Linked DNA regions of Mus musculus: region 2 is linked to region 1. Evidence: chromatin loops called from intact Hi-C (ENCODE). Cell type or tissue: heart. All regions are shown on one strand. Links, peaks and the distances in the headings refer to the core of each region. The heading gives the core; the rest is flanking DNA. Region 1 holds the start of Gm11543. Region 2 has its middle 14 kb from the start of Gm51874.

What was found. Hi-C counts contacts between places; a loop is a spot of excess contacts. Peaks named below come from ENCODE experiments on the same cell type or tissue, not always from the same donor. Only the 100,000 strongest peaks of a DNase experiment are listed, where the experiment ranks them.
Region 2: it touches region 1 in a loop (3-fold over the local background); 2 of 42 quality-filtered maps call a loop at or near these places.

Annotation. Positions count from the first base shown.
Region 1 is chr11:94,830,671-94,836,040 of GRCm38, forward strand. Gm11543 reads right to left here and starts at 1,316. Exons shown (of 5, transcript XM_975056.4): 1 at 984-1,316. The coding sequence starts at 1,064. In heart, for the core only: a CTCF peak has its summit at 2,103 (motif pointing right); a DNase peak (open chromatin) is centred at 2,111.
Region 2 is chr11:94,728,261-94,733,630 of GRCm38, forward strand. No RefSeq gene overlaps it. Among named protein-coding and RNA genes, the nearest start is that of Gm51874, 14 kb to the left of the region's middle. In heart, for the core only: CTCF peaks have their summits at 1,512, 2,204 (motif pointing right) and 4,722 (motif pointing right); no DNase peak of the experiment used is centred there.

The DNA.
Region 1 (5,370 bases), core at 215-5,214:
AGTTGGTCTGATCAGAATGGTTGGGGGCCTGAGGTTTAATAAACATGGATTGATTGGATCTGATTGGGAGGACTGACAGTGTCTATACTCGGGGCTGCAGAGAGGGGTCAACAAATGATGCAGAGGTCCCAGAATGGAAGTGTCTTGATCCTGGTCTTGACAAATACATTGCCATGCTCAGAGAATTACAGGTTTCAAACAGCCATGGACAGTGTTCTGGGGAGTGGACTTGGGACTTCACTTATGTCTGCCCGCCATAGCAGATTCTCAACCAAGTTGTAAATTTAATTTGAGTTGAGGCCAGCCTGGACTACAGAGCTCTAGGATAGCCAGGGCTACAGAAGCCATGTCTTGAAAATCAAAACAAACTAAAAAAAAGATTGCATTAAACAAAGGCTTGTTCTGACGACCTCTGAGGAAACCTGCCAACCCGAGACACTTAGAGATTATATATGAACAAGCACTCAATTCCTGCCCCCCTGGGATCAAGGTATGAGAACACACAGCCAGGCAGCCAGCTCTACTCTGAGATTGAATTCAAACTAATCATGGAAGTGGGAACCTCCACTTCCCTGGTACACAAACAGAAAAGTCCCAGAGAGGGACAATAAACTACACTCAAGTCACCAACCTTGGAAGAACAGGGAAGGAGAGACCCCTAACCCAGACAAGCAAGACCTCAGGTTCCTCAGCCTGACTCAGGGCTTAATAAGACATGCCAAGACTAAAACGGGGGTCACTGATCCTATTCAGGGCTGTGGTTGGGGCCAGCTCCCAGGTAGCAACACAGCCCTGCCAAGATAGGGGCCCAGATTTCCCTAGAGTCTCCCTGTGTTGTCCCTACCCCCAACTTTACCCAAACACAACAGACAGGAAGTTTCCAATTGCCTGTGGTTTAGGTAATTCCTGACAAGTTGAGGACTGGGTTCCTAGGCAGGCCTCTGCCCCATAGGGTCCTCAAAAGTCATAGAAGTCTCGCTTACCTCATTGAAGCTTACTCCTTGGAGACTGGAAAGCAGGCCAAAGGTCAAGGTGAGTGTGCCCCAGATCCAGGCGTCCAGCATCCTGTCAAGGGGTCCACTGATCTTCAGAGTGTAAGGACAGAGTGACAGGGCAGGGCCTTTTCCACTTCTCTCCACCTATAGGGCCAGCCTCAGGATAGGCCCAGAGTTAACACACTGGAGTTGGCTGGACCAGGGCTTCAAGCTGAACAGGAGCTCAGGGAAGAGAAGTGGAGAGGAGCTGGCCTTGCTTGAGTTTGAGGAACTGGGAGGTGGGAGGTTAGAAGACGTTGATTTGCAGCCTTGTAAGTTGGATGGAGGAGAGCACTGTGGAAGTCCCTCTGCTGGGCTGTGCTTAAATAGAGGATAGAACAGGGCGTGGTGACACAGCCTTTAATCCCATCAGGGAGGAGGCAAATCTCTGTGAGTTCAAAGCTACTACGATCTAATTAGCGAGATCCAATCCAGGCTAGATTCAATTTAAAAAAAAAAAAAAGAAAAAAAGAAAAGAAAAAAGAAAAAAAGGAAAAAAGGTCAAGTTGTAGTATGGCAAGCCTTTAAATCCCAGCATTCAGGAAACAGAGGCAGGTGGATCTCTGAGATTATCCTGGGCTACAGAGTGAGTTCCAGGACAGCCAAGGCTTCTCAGAGAAACCCTGTTTCAAAAAAACAAAATAAGTAAATAAACTTTGAGAGATGAGTTCACCACTGGAGAGCGCTGTACTTGCCCAGACACAAGAGAGACCGCAAAGGGAGGGAGGCAGAAATTCTAGGAAAGGCAGGCCAAGGCCCAAGAAGGATAACGGGAGGTGTGGCACATGAATGGAGCCATTCCTTTGTTCTTTGTCTAAGAGGTGGGGAAAAGACCCTGAATTTGGGAGGAAAAACTTTAGCACAGCATTCCCCACAATTCTGGGATAATAGTACCCTCTCTGGTTTGCAACAGTGTGGCATGTTGGGATGCTGTTACAGTTTCTTTCTGAATGAAGAAATATCGCGCTCAGGACTTTGTCCACTAGCCAAAAAGCCAACAGCCCTCAATGCGGGAGAGCAGGCCAGGTGGGATTCATGGTAGAACTCAGGCGGTCAGAGTATGGCCACCAGGTGGCAGCATCGGACAGCGCCGAGGTGTGCACAGGGACCTGGGACTTGACCTAAGAGGCTCTGGGGCCCCTTGTAAGAAAAACCCCTGGACAGGTGGATGCATGGTGACTGTCAAGTGGCAGCCAAGCTAGGGGAAAAGGGCGCAATGAGGTAGTGGATGATTCGCTGTCTGGTCTGGGGACACAGGAAGGTCGCCTTGGAGGCTCTGGTGTTAGTGTGAGGTGCATCTCATAGCTCCTGTTACCTGTCCACTCTAACTTGGCTCCTGGGAATCAGGCAGCTTCTTGGAGACTTCCTCTGGTTTCTGGTTCCCCTTTTCCCTGTCATACTGAGTGAGCTTCCAAGCCTCGCCTTTCCTGCCAGTCTGTTTTCCAATTTCAGTGTTTCACTGCCTCTCCAAAGGCACTCATTTGAGCCCTTCTGTTTTTCCTCCTGTTTTGCCCTATTATCCACTGCCAGTGGAAGAAGTCAGTTTTTGTTTTTGTTTTGCCCCCATTTCCTTGACTGCTTTGGTCCCTGCATTCCTGTGGCTCAGGGACCCTAGCTTGCTCATTGTCCTCTAAGGAATTGTCCTCTGGTCTCTCTCCCCCTTTCTGCCTCTGTTTCTCACTATCCCTTGGCCCTTTTTAGCGCTTAGCAACAGAACCTTCCAGAGCCAAGCCAAGTGCAATTGGGATGTGGCCCCTGAGAATTCCCTCTCTACTTGCAATCTCTGGTGACAGAGTCTAGGGAGAGAAAAGGGAGTAGGAGGGAGTATGCCACTTGCCAACACCCCTGTACTTAGTAATGGAGCCCATCTGAAGCCTCTTTCCCCCTGCTGAGGTGGACCCTGCTTGAGACAGTGCTAAAACTTCCCAACAACACTCACACTTGTGCCTCCTTTTTTTTTTTTTTTTTTCAAGATAGGGTTTCTCTGTATAGCCCTGGCTGTCCTGGAACTCACTTTGTAGGTCAGGCTGGCCTCGAACTCAGAAATCCGCCTGCCTCTGCCTCCCAAGTGCTGGGATTAAAAGTGTGCACCACCACGCCCGGCTCACTTGTGCCTCTTGAGTGAAATTGTTGCTAACTGGGAATTCTGGCCCTCCTCCCTCTGCCCAAATCCCACTGTCTCTGTCGCCATCTTGAGATATACTTCTATGGCCCTTCATTCCCTGCTGCCGGTCACCCTGTCCAGGCTGGTCTGGGTCTCCTCTGTAATTATGTCTCAGGAAAGATGAGAAGGTCAGGCATACTCAGTAGTTGAGAAGAGGGGTGGGGATGGCTGGGCTGGGGAACTGAAGGGAAGTAGCTAGTACCAGTGGCCCTGATGGGCAGAATGGGCTGGTGGTATTTCCTTTGAGTTTCTGGCATCCATCTAACCCAGATGTAGTGTTGCCAGAAGATGCCTGTGAGTGGGATTAAAGTTGTATTTAGATAATACTAATGTTTACTTGTGTGATGGTTTGTGTGTGCTGGGCCAGGAGAGTGGCACTATTGGAAGGTGTGGCCTTGTTGAAGTAAGTGTGTTATTGTGGTTTTGAACTTTGAGACCCTCATCCTAGCTGCCTAGAAGCCAGTATTCTGTTAGTTGCCTTCAGAAGAAGATGTAGAATTCTCAGCTTCTGCACCATCCCTGCCTGGATTCCACTATGTTCCTGGCTTGATGAAACTGGACTGAAACTTTGAACCTGTAAGCCAACCCCAATTAAATGTTGTTCATCTAAGAGTGGCCTTAGCCTTGGTGTCTGTTCACAGCAGTAAAATCCTAACTAAGACGGAAGTTGGTACCAGGAGTGGGGTAATGCTATGCTAGGACTGAGCATGCTTTTGTTTGAAAGAATGTGGGGTTTGGGACTTTGGATTTGGAAAGCAGTGGGGATGCTTTAAATTGGGCTGAACGGGCCATCCTAGTATGGATATGGAAGACTTTGTTATTGTGAATGGTTTGAACCGTGTAGACCTGGTCCAAGAGGTTTTCTTTTTTTCTTTGTTTCCTTTTTTTTTTTTTGGTAAAGATTTATTTTATTTATATGAGTATACTGTAGGTGTCTTCAGATGAACCAGAAGAGGGAATCAGATGCCATTACAGGTGGTTGTGAGCCAACATGTGGTTGCTGGGAATTGAACTCAGGACATCTGGAAGAGCAGTCAGTGCTGTTAACCGCTGAGCCATCTCTGTAGCTGCGCCTAAGAAGTTTCGGTGAAGAATTTAAATATATGGTACTTTGGTGAAGAATGGGGCTACTCTTTGCCCTTGTCTGAAGAGTCTGCCTGAGACTAAGGTGAAGAGACTCAGATTAATTGCATTGACAAAGGAAGTCTCAAAAAAAGCCCAGCAGAGACCTTGATCTCTGGTTTAGTCTCATGAAGAGCATTTTGAATGAGCATAGCAAGCTGAGAAAGAAAATATATAGAATATATGCTCCAAATATTAAAGGGGTACTAGTGAGTGAAATGGACCTGAATCCTATGTTCTAGGAGATAACAAACTAGGGAGTTGGGGGCAAGATCCTACCCAGCTAAATTTAGATCCAGGCGTGGTGATATAAATGTTTAATCCCAGGAGACAAAGCCAAACAGATCTCTGAGTTTAAGGCCAGCATGGGACAAAGCAGGTTCTAGGTGAAGAAAAGTTTAAACCCAGGCATGCAGCACACACCTTTAATTCCAGTATTACAGAGGACAGAGGCACGCAGATCTCTTAGTTCAAAGTCAATCTACAGAGCAAGTTCCAGGAAAGCCAAGCTTAGGTAGAGAGGGAGTTGGGAAACAGAAAGCTGATAATAGAAAAACGAGAGCCATGTTCCAGCCGCAGCAAGCAGCAGAACTGGGCAGCTTCAGCCATGTGGCTCTGGCTTTAAAGTGAAAAATAGAAAGGACTACTGGGACCATTGATGCTGGTTAGCTGGAGCTATGATATTAGCTGTGATTACGAAGAAACCCACATCACTGAGGTGAAATCTTCTGGGATGTGTTTCTGGAGAATACGAAGAAGTTGTTTTCCAAAGATAGTCAAGGTTGTACCTCAAGCTGTAGCTGTGCTTGGTAATGTGTAAGAGTCACCCAGGTGGTACTGGTTTTGAAGGAATGAAGGGGTCATGAAGAATAGCTGAGGCTTGGTACTCTGGAGGCCATGAAAGACCATTGGTGAAGGTACAGCCTCAGTTCTACTTGATGGCTCTGGACAGAAGGGTCATGCAAAGGATCTGAGGCTTGGCACCGTGAAGAGAGCCTCTGAGAGACCCTTGGTGAAGTCTAGTTGCAACGAAAGACCCCCCAGTAATGG
Region 2 (5,370 bases), core at 95-5,094, 100 kb before region 1:
GGGGTCTGATTCCCTTTTCTGGCCCCCATGGACACTGCGTATGTGAGTTCCACGTAGGCAGAGCACCTATACACATAAAATAAATGTAAAAAAAATGAGCACTTTATTTACCATAAATGTCTCCATTTTGAAATTTACAATCTAAAAATTACTCTTTTTTTGAAACCTATTTTATTTTTTTTCTATATGATTGCTTTTGTCTGTATGAATCCATGCGCACCATATGAATGCCTGGTGACTACAGAGGTCAGAAGATAGAGTTAGCTCCTTTGGAACTGGAGTTAGAGAGCTGTGAGCTACCATGTGGGTGCTGACAACTGAACCTGGGACCTCAGCAAGAGCAGCAAGTGCTCTAAGCTGTTACGCCATCTCTCCAGACCCTTAGAAATAATTATTAAGGGGAGGGGATGGAACTCAGTGTGTAGAGTGCTTGCCTAGCACATAGAAGCCCTGGGTTCAGCCCCCAGCATCACGTGACCAAGGATGATGGCAAACTTCTGTAATCTCAGCACTCACACAGAGGCAGGGAGAGCAGAAGGTCAAAGGTCATCTTTGGCTACAGAGCAAGGTTAAAGCCTGCCCCAGGATGTGTTAGACCTTAACAACAACAACAACAGCAGCAGCAACCAGAGAGAGAGAGAGAGAGAGAGAGAGAGAACGCTCTAAGTTTGAGTCCCAACAATTAAAAGCAAAACCAAGCTGTGTACTACCATGGCACACAGTTTTAATCTCAAAACTTGGGAGGCAGAAGCAGGCAGATCTCTGAGTTCAAGGGCCTGGTCTACACAGTGAGTTCCAGAACAGCCAGGGCTACACAGAGAAATCCTGTCTCAGCCACTCTACTCCCCAACAAAATAAAATTGAAAGAAAGAAAGAAAAGAAAAATCAAAACAAAGAGGGTGTGGGGGCTATGATGTAATTTTTATGAAAGCATGCATGCAGCTGTGTACAGAAAATACTAGAGCAAGACTTCGAACAACATGGCATCTATTGCTTTCTTCTTCTTCTTCTTCTTCTTCTTCTTCTTCTTCTTCTTCTTCTTCTTCTTCTCCTTCTCCTTCTCCTTCTCCTTCTCCTTCTCCTTCTCCTTCTCCTTCTCCTTCTCCTCTTCCTCCTCCTCCTCCTCTTCCTCCCCCTCCCCTCCCCCTCCCCCTTTCCCCCCCCTCTTCCTCCTTCTTCTTCACATTGTTTTGCCACACAGGGCACCATAACCAACGCTTGCACCTGGTATGTAGGCAATTCCTCTACAGTCAAACACCCAGCCCCTAAACCCTGAAATTCTCCCAAGTCTCCAGGTGCCCCAGAGGCTGCTGGTGGTCCAAGGGTTTCACTAGAATCAAGGTTCAGAGGAGCCCTGGATTTCGATCTCAGGGTTCTGGGAGCAAATCCTGATTTTGTCCCTAAAATATGGCTCAGCTCAACCTTGGGAAATACACTTCTCTGTTTTAATCTTGGGTCTCTCTGTCTGTAGGGCATAGAGACAGAGCTAGAATTGTTAAAGCGACCCCTAGGGGCTCAAGAGGCGATTCACAGATTAGGAGTATTAGCTGCATTTCCTGAGGACCCAGGCTGGATTCCAGCACCTGGTGCCTCACAACCTTTTTAACTCCAGTTCCAAGGGGCCTGAAGGCTTCTTCTGGCCTTTTCATACACACAGTGCACAGACGTACATGCAGGCAAAATACACATACACATAAAGGAAAAAACATTTAAAAAATTAAAGAAGAAAGAAAACCAATATTTAAAAGTAAAGTAAAAGCTTGGTGTGGCGGCGCATGCCTTTGATTTAGGTGCTCAGAGAGGCAGAGATGGGTGGACCTCTGTGAGTTCAAGGCCAGCCTGGTTTACATAGTGAGTTTCAGGACAGTCAGAGCCACATCGTGAGACCCTGAAAATCAATCAATCAATCAATCAATCAATCTAGGTGGTGGTAGTGCATGCCTCCACAGGTGGAGCTCTGAGTTTGTCTATGGGGGAGTTGCAGGACAGCCAGGACCACACAGGGAAACCTTGTCTCAAAAAACCTAAATAAAATAAATAAAAAGCCCCTTGGTCCCTGAGCCTCCTAACACACTGAGAAGGCCCTCCAGACGGCCTTTCCGGCCATTCTCCTGGGTTCTTTTCCAGAGGCTCACTCACCCCCACTGAGTTTTCATAGCTCACTTCGGCTGTGTCTCTACCATCCCTATTCTCACCAGCAGATGGCAATAGAGGACCAGGAGAGTCCCAGAGGGAGACTTCCAGTTTTCTAGCTGATTCCTTGATGGGTGGGTATTTGTTATTTATGATGGTTATTATTTATTTGATTTTTTTGCCTATATGATTAGTCTGTGCACAACATGTGTGCGTGGTACCTTCAGAGGCCGGAAGGTGGAGTTGGATCCAATAGGTGGGTGTTTGTAAAGTGTGTGTGTGTGTTGTACCAAGGATTAAAAACAAGGTCTCTCACCACCAGGCAAGCCCTCTACTATTGAACAAAATTCCCAATCCTTTAAAAATATTTGAGTGTGGGGCTGGAGAGATGGCTTAGCGGTTAAGAGCACTGACTGCTCTTCCAAAGGTCCTGAGTTCAAATCTCAGCAACCACATGGTGGCTCACAACCATCCATAACAAGATCTGACACCATCAGTCCGGTGTGGTGGCGCATGCCTTTAATCCCAGAGCTCGGGAGGCAGAGGCAGGGAGATTTCTGAGTTCGAGGCCAGCCTGGTCTACAGAGTGAGTTCCAGGACAGCCAGGGCTACACAGAAAAACCCTGTCTCGAAAAACCAAAAAAAAAAAAAAAAAAATCTGACACCCTCTTCTGGAGTGTTTCAACTACAGTGTACTTACATATAATAAATTAAATAAAATAAAAAATATTTTTTAAAAAATTGAATGTGAGAGTCCACTGAGTTGCTGAGGCTGGCCTTGAACTGTGATTTCTGCTGGAATCGCAGGTATCAGTAAACCTGACTACTTCTTTCTCTCATTCATTCCCGGACAGTTACACTATGCACCTACACTGGCCTCGAACTCTCGGCTCATCCCCTGGGTAGCTGGGGTTTCACACGTACACCACAACTAGCTACTTGCAAACATTTTAAGCTCCCTTTTAGCAGGTTCCGAGACAAACAGCACCATTTCAAATTCCCATTGGTCTTGCTTGCGTAGGAGCAAGATTCCAGCGTTGAGCTCGGAACTGAAAATAGGTCATTGTGAAGCACCACAGTACATGTCTGCTGGAAGCAAATATTCTTGGTATCACTAAAAGAAACACATGAACAAAGCGAAAGAAAACTCAGCAAGGCCATTTGCTTTCTGTAAAAAGGGCGCTGCGCAGCGGGAACCAGGTTGGGGAGCACAGGAAGTCCCCTTAGCTTTTGTCCTACTGCAGGTGATAACTTGTTTCTTTTTCCTTTGGCAGGGGTCTGACCTCACAGTCTTTTGTGATTGGCTAGTTTTAATAGACTGGCAGCTAGGGTTGGGGGGGTGGGTAGAAGTCTTTAATCCCTATAGAGGTGGGGAGTTTTCCGTGACTTGAAGGACAGTTTGGTCGGCATATGGATCTCCAGGACTGCATCTCAAAATGGAGGAGGAGGAGGAAGAGCAGGAGGAAGAGGAGGAGGAGGGGGAGGGGGAGAGGGAAGAGGGGAGGAGGAAGAGGAGGAGGAGGAGAGGCACAAAGGAAAGGAAGAAAAGGAAAATGAGCTGAGGACTCCAGGCCACCAAGTTAATTAAGTGCACAGAATGGGGGAGGAGCTTTTCATAAACAAAAATTTTTCCAGGGTTTGGACTTTTTGTTTTGTATTTTGTTTGTGTGTTTGTTTTTGAGACAAGGTCTCTGTGTACTTCTGGCTGTCTTGGAATTTTCTTTGTAGACTAGGCTGTCCTCAAACTCACAGAGATCCCCCTGCCTCTGCCTCCCAAGTGCTGGGATTCGTGCGTGCGCCAACCCCCGCCCCGCCCACCCCCACCCCCCACACACACTTTTTTTACTTCAGTTCCTTATTATTTGCTTGGCTTGGCTTTGGTTAGGGAGATTCAAAGACTCGAATTCCTTTGCATAGAAGTTTTACACAGCGGGGGTTTACGGAATACTGGCTCTCAGTGGGGTAGCCACTTTTGATAGAAAAAAATAAAAAGGTCATTTATCAATATATCTATTATCCCATCGCTCAGGAAGCTGAGGCTGGAGGAGCAAGAGCTTGCAGCCAACTTGGGCCGTGTAGCAACTCTGTCTCACAAGGTAAAGCTGAGCAGGTGGTGCAGGCTTCAATCCCAGCACTGGGGAGGCAGTGGCAGGTGGATCTCTGTGGGTTTTGAGATCCTGTCTCAAGAACAATAGTGAATAAATAAATAACAAATAAATAGGAATTCAGAAACCCCGCAAAAGCCTTACCTGGCACCCAGCTCACTCTCGGGCACTAACTTTAGAGTTCAAGTCTCTGTGAAGGTCAAACGGGAAACACACCCGGTATCAGAGCCACGAAGGGAGGAGGCAGCCTGCCTTTTAAGGCTTTCAGGCTGCAACGGAACCCACCTGTTTCTTTTTCAGCCATGGTTACAACCTGAGGGGGCAGAATCCTATTTTACACACGTGGAGATAGATCCACTGAGGCTGGACCGTGGCACAGTCCTCATTCCGTCAAGTGACAGGGTAAGGGTTCCGGGATTGAAGTCCACACCCCTCTGCCTCCCGCTGAGTGACCCTGGGTTTATGTCAGGCTGTAGACACATTCCCACAAGGGGGCAGTGTTTGCTTCCTGGGTTCTCGTCTACCAGGGCCTACCTGATCAAGAGTGTGTTATTAAGGTGTATTAATAAGGTGTGAAAGTGGTTTTAAGGTGACCTCAATGGAGCCAGCATGGTCAGCGGACTCTAGAATGTCAGACATTGGACCCAGACAGATCACTGGCTTGCTGAGAACTGAAGAAAACAGAAAACTTAGCGTTTTTTAGTGTCTGGGGTAGAGCCAGAGCCGATCTATGTTAGGCAAGTGCTCTACCACTGAGCTACCCAGACCCAAACAGGAAATTAAGTCACCGAGATGAGAGAAACTGCTCACAGGCTTTTGTTTCTGTGCTCCAGCCAACCATGACTGGTCTGCTCCTGCTGTCCCTCAGTCTACATCACAGGTCCTCATCTCTGAGGTGGCCTCAAGCCCTGCTCATTAGACTGCCCAAGGCCACCATGTACCTCCCCTGCTAGGCTAAGCGTGGACTTTCTCACTCTGTCAAGCTCTTCATGGTGGGCGTCACCTGCTAACACACCACACACCTGTTCATTACACTTATTTCTGTGAGTCCTATGTTGCTATGATTGTAGTTCCTGTCTTGAACATAAACTCTGCTTTCTTCATTGCTGTACCCATAGAGCCTAAAGGAAGG